Regions from separate parts of the Homo sapiens genome. Here region 2 is linked to region 1. The links are chromatin contacts, found by Hi-C or POLR2A ChIA-PET in ENCODE. All regions are on one chromosome and are shown on one strand. The core of a region is the stretch at or near the end of the contact, and the rest is flanking DNA. Distances in the headings are between cores, read along the strand shown. Region 1 has its middle 28 kb from the start of SYK. Region 2 has its middle 39 kb from the start of LINC02957.

Region 1 (2,859 bases), core at 123-2,622:
AGTATCTTTTCAAACGTTGTATTTGGCAAGATAAACATATTTAGTTTTTATAATCTCTACAGTGTATGTTCTTTGCGCTTTTCCAGTATAATACTATATATTTTATATACAGCAACAGAAATTGGCATGCATATTTTTATATGCATCAATATGTGTATGTGAATTTATACATATACTCTGTCCATACGTGTATTTCGTTTAGGTGTGAAATAGTAACAATGGCTCCTATTTCCTCAGTGTCCACTTTGTGTAGGCAACCAGGGGCTTTATATTTTCTGTCTTTAATTCTTACAAAAATTTTGCAAAATAAGTATTGTCACTCGCATGATCCAATGAGAATTTGGAGACAGGAAAGATTAATCACTCCATTGAAGGAATACCGGTAGTAAGTAGTGAAGCTGGGATTATTTCTGGAATTTCAATCCAAACCCATTAGTGGTGGCGATTTGAATGATTCTTGCACAATGGCCCTAGTGCTGTGTGGCTGTCCAGAAGGAAGGACACAGGAAGGACAAGCGCTGGTGTTGAGGCAACGTGTGGGCAACCCTTGCTAGCACATGTGTTGTTTGGTGGCATGAGGTTCTCAGTTAATATGAACCACACCTGCTCAAGCTTGTTTACTGGAGGCACTGCTCCCTCAGCAGGATCTAATGGGAATGCCCTCATTTGGTTTTGGTCACAGTCCTGAGAGTGTGACAAACCACATAAAAGGGGAACCAGGCCTCCTACCAGGTGCCCAAGGGTGTTGCAGACCAGGGCCACCTCTTTTCTTCGATGTGAGTGCTGAGAAGACTTGCTTAGCATGTGCTGCTCAAAAAATACTTGGGAGTGAATGAATAGAAAAATGGACAAATGGACTTTTCTATGGTTCAGTCATTAATAGCCCCTGCCCTCGAGCCTACCGCCCCAGCCCAGCTGCTCATGGCCTATGGAATTTCCTCCTCACTTTGACAGTTGCACTAGCTTCACATGGCCTTTTGGGAATAGCACCTGTGCTACCCTCCAGGTGAACTGCTCTGTAGGGGGCAAATGTGAGCAAAGCGTTAGGCCCAGCCCACAGGGAATGTTTCCTTGTGTGGGGCAGTGGGGTAGGCCAGGCGCAGTGTCCAGGACACATGTCCACTGAGATGGGTTGTGACTGGGGGATGGAGCTAAAGATGCTCATGAAAGCCCAGGATGCCTTGGGGACAGTGGGAGGTTTGGCCTGGGATGACTCCCCTCCTCATCCCTAGGCAGACATGTGACTTTGGGTCCCTATGTCAAGTCCTGAGAGTTTTCAGTTTCTGCATCTGCAAGGAGGAAGTTGGAGCAATAATAACCAACATTTGTTAGAACACGAAGTGTCACATACTCTGCTTACAACTTGATGTGCATTTTATTCTTTAATCTTTGGATAAGTGGCCCCAGGGATTATCGCATCTCACATATGAGAAACTGATGCTTAGAGGGGTTGACAACTTGCCCAAGATGGCACAGCTAGTACCAGCACAACGTGAGCCTGACTCCAAACCCACACTTCCTATGTGACCCTCACCATCCCGATAGTTCCAAGTGCACTTCTGACCTCCTGATTTTGCCCCTGGAGAGTGAGAGACTTTGCAACTGTAACAACCTCACTTCACCTTTTATGCAAATCTCATGTATAATTTTCATAAACTTTATTTTTTTAAAATGTAATTCCCCAGAGGCCTTCCCTACCTGACTTGGCCTTGGATGGGCAGCAGAGGGCAATGTAGTCTCAGGGAGGCACCCTCCCTTCCCCTGGGCTGGGAACTGTGAAAATCTAACCACTGCTAGCAAAAACCAGTCTCAGCTGGAAATGGTCTAATCTTCTTGGAGGGGATGTTGGAGAATACATAGCAATAGATTCAGATGAAATCCTGTCTCAGTAGGCACACTTAGAATATTGTTCCTTGGATGGCATTAGAAAGGGAATCTTTTTTTTTTTTTTTGTAATATAGAGTTCTCATTTTATTCCATGCATGAAAAGAAGAGATAAAGGTTTTGTGCTTTTCCTCGCCTCTATTAATAGAAGTTATTAACATGCCTATAATAGAAACCATTTCACCTTCGCTGGAACTGATGATGATGCTTCATGATAGCACAGTGGTGCCCTGTTGCCAAGTATTAGATATGGTCCAATGTCTCAAAAATTACCAGTCAAACGGATTTGTGAGTGTCACAGGTTGTTTTTAAGATCTTTATAATTATTATTTTTAGACTTGGTATCTTTTATATCCATACACTGCTAGGATTCAGATCTGAAAGTCAGATTGCCCTAATAAACTAGTAGGGGCTCCTTGGGTGACAAAGCCACTCTGACAGTGACTTCATTGGCTGTTCATTGGCCACATACCCTCGCCTGGTTCTCTGAAGAGACATCACATCGCAGGATGTGATGAACACTAGTTTTTATTTTCTTAGCAATATTTCATTAATTCTTGGTGTGTCGTAGTGAATAAATTACTGTCAACATCTTTTGAGCACCCAACATGCCAGAGCATTTCTAAACAAAGGCAATTGACAAAAGATGTAGAATACAAATGTTTGAGCGCTTAAGGGCTGGGTGCTTTTTAAGTGCTTTATCTGTATGACTGTGTTATGTCCTCACAACAGCCCTACAGGTATTATCATCATCCCCGTTTTACAGATGGGAAAACTCACCCAGAGGTGCTACGGAACTTGCGCAAGATCACAGAGCTATGAGAGCAGAGCAGGGAAGCAGCCCCGGATGGGCGGATTTCAAAGTCTGCACTCTCCATTCCTACTCCTTCCTGCTTCTCAGTGTCAGCAAGAGCAAATCTCATGAGCTCTAGAGCATCCTGGCAACCTTCTGGGAGGGATGCTCTTTACCTTGAT
Region 2 (2,700 bases), core at 117-2,616, 260 kb before region 1:
CTGGACACAGCCAGGTATCGGGGGCTGTGAGCCGAACCTGGTGAGCCGAGCACTACGGCTGTGTAAAAATACAGTTGCTTCCACGGAAGCCCTGCAGTACCCTCTCCACGGACTCTTCACCCATGCTAACTGGTGGTGGATGTGATCCTCAAACAATTTAAACGTGGTTTGAATTTTGCCTCACTCTTATTCAGAAGGCCGTGCTGGCATTTCTGGAAATGGTGTGAGTGAGATGGGCGAGGGGGCTGGCCTGCACTCTCATGAGCGGGCGGCTGAGCATGGTGCTCTGAAGGGCATCTTCCTGAGCCTGGGTGGCTAGGGGTGATGGGGCAGGAGGAGGAGGGCTTGATATTGTGGCTGGTGGTCCCTGTAGTCTCACAGGTGCCTTCAGTGGAAGGGAATGTTGGCCCACGTGGCTGAGGCATGGTGAATCGGGGAGCGGTGGCTGGTCTGCTGGACAAGCAGGTGCTGCCAGGCTGTGACGGCATCAAGAAGTCCAGGGTTTATTTGCTCCTGTGGGACCTGAGGCATCCAAAGCTGCCCTGAACTGCCCACCTCCTGCATTGCTCTAACAACTCGCGCCCAGCCCCCAGGAGGGGAGGGCAGAAGGCAGCCCTGCTCTGAAACAGGGGTTTCAGGGGATAGTGAGGATAGTGGGGGCAACAGTATCAGGAGACTATCCTGAGGAATTAGTTTCTGAGTAAAAAGAAAAATAGAATATGTATTCTTTCTCTCCCGTCCACACCTGTCTTTGCTCAGGACAGAAAACAGGTAGAACCTGTCATTTTGGAGCCTGTACCTCACCGTAAACAAATACATTAGCATTACGGTTTTATGCCTCGTCTCTTGTGATGGGCAGGGGGACCTGGGCCCATCTGCTGTTGGCCATGTGGGACAGACTCCGTCCTCCAGGCCTGGGGGCCACACCTGCTGGACTATGGCCGTGCCTCCCTCGGGTCCAGCTGGAAGTGGCTTCGGGGCAGCTACGGTTCTACATGCCAGAGAGCCCTTGTGTGTATTTGATGGCCAAACCTTTCAGGTTTTTCTTGTGCGTTTGTGATGTTGGGGTGGGTTTAGGAGTAGATTATACAGCAGGCAGGAGGAAGTTATTTTTTACAGTCAGCAGAGGCCGAAAACTGTTTTGTTTTGCAAAACAACCCCAGGCGCTATTTTGGTTGAGGAAAGATGGTTTCAAAAGTAAAATTGTGAGACGAGAAGCTAACTTCTTCCACTTGTGGAACATCCTGTGTCAGGCATGAGAAAGGCAAGAGGGGCCCATGAGCTGAAGAGGTGGCCCAGAATGTTTCTGTGGCCAGGCAGCGGCGGAGGGCTTTTAGGGACAGGTGCCTGCTGGCCAACTCTTAGGGTGGCTGGGACATGCAGGGTGCTGTCCTGTGGCTTCCAGATGTTCTGCAAAAGTCTGGGACATATGACTGTCCTTGTGGGAGGATGCCCGGAGGAGTTTTGTTTAGTGAGCGGCATGCCATATTTGGGTTGCCAATTTGAAGACAGAAGAAGACAGCCCTGGGAGATGGGAGGCTTGAGGGCCTGAGAGGCACCTGTCCTTGAGCTTCTGCCCCTCAGGAAGACAGCACAGGGCTGTTAACTGTCACAGAGGCCCGGGTTTCCCACGTGCTGGGCTGTTATTTTCACAGCACCCAGCAAGAAAGTGTCAGCGGCTGGCTGGGTGCGGTGGCTCATGCCTGTAATCCTAGCACTTTGGGAGCCCCAGGCAGGCAGATAACCTGAGGTCAGGAGTTCAAGACTAGTGTGGCCAACACGGCGAAACCCCATCTCTACTAAAAATACAAACATTAGCCAGGTGTGGTAGTGTGCACCCATAGACCCAGCTACTTGAGAGGCTGAGGCACGAGCGTTGCTTGAACCTGGGAGGCGGAGGTTGCAGTGAGCTGAGATCACGCCGCTGCACTCCAGTCTGGGTGACAGAGTGAGACTCCATCTCAAAAAAAAATTTATAATAATAAAAAAGAAAGTGTCAGAGGCTGCTTTTTGCAGAGGAGGAAACTGAGAATGTGGGAGGCTCCCTGAGTCACTTGACCACCTGGGCAGGTAGGAGGATCAGATTCAGGATCAGAGGAAGGCTGGTTTAATGTTTCAGTAGCTTATTTTGCTTCTGGACATGATCACGTGCATGCAGTCTGTGATAAACACTGCGTCCTTGGTGAGTGAGGAAGAAGGAAGGACACCTGCTTGTGACTGAACAACGAGTGGCCTACATGTCTGTGGTGCTAACCCAAGCTGGTGGGAAAGCTGAAGCTGCTCCTGTGTCCCCAGGCAACTGCGTCTGTCCAGCACTGGCAAGGCTGGGGAGTGGAGGCCGGGGAAGAGGAACGACGGAGGTTCTCAGCGCGCTTCCCCAGATGCTCCCACCAGCATCTGGGTCTGCAGCAAGGAAAGATGGTTCTCCAGGGCCCACTGCAAAGTCCCTGTAAATCTCTCTCTTTTTTTTTTTTTTTTTTTTTGGGATGGAGTCTCGCTCTGTCACCCAGGCTGGAGTGCAGTGGCACGAGCTTGGCTCACTGCAACCTCCTCCACCCAGGTTCAAGTCATTCTCCTGCCTCAGCTTCCCAAGTAGCTGGGACTACAGGTGTGCACCATCAAGACCAGCTAATTTTTGTATTTTTAGTAGATACGAGGTTTCACCCTGTTGGCCAGGCTGGTCCTGAATTCCTGACCTCA

What was found. Hi-C counts contacts between places; a loop is a spot of excess contacts on that map. ChIA-PET counts read pairs that join two places held with the same protein, here RNA polymerase II (POLR2A). Pooled maps may share reads with other maps.
Region 2: a loop to region 1 is called in a map with no recorded cell type, with 8 times the contacts of the local background. The contact joins two enhancer-like sites. A Hi-C loop is called at or near these places in 1 of 37 single-sample maps with no recorded cell type and 1 of 50 pooled maps. POLR2A ChIA-PET finds 5 or more read pairs at or near these places in 1 of 52 experiments (RWPE1).

The regions. Positions count from the first base shown.
Region 1 is chr9:90,772,669-90,775,527 of GRCh38, reverse strand. No RefSeq gene overlaps it. Among named protein-coding and RNA genes, the nearest start is that of SYK, 28 kb to the left of the region's middle. RefSeq lists an enhancer at 762-821. Within about 2 kb of position 1,372, at least 4 of the 41 ENCODE cell types and tissues checked have a DNase peak (open chromatin) inside an H3K27ac peak, as active enhancers do.
Region 2 is chr9:91,034,222-91,036,921 of GRCh38, reverse strand. No RefSeq gene overlaps it. Among named protein-coding and RNA genes, the nearest start is that of LINC02957, 39 kb to the right of the region's middle. RefSeq lists enhancers at 1,036-1,085, 1,096-1,145, 1,256-1,515. Within about 2 kb of position 1,366, at least 3 of the 41 ENCODE cell types and tissues checked have a DNase peak (open chromatin) inside an H3K27ac peak, as active enhancers do.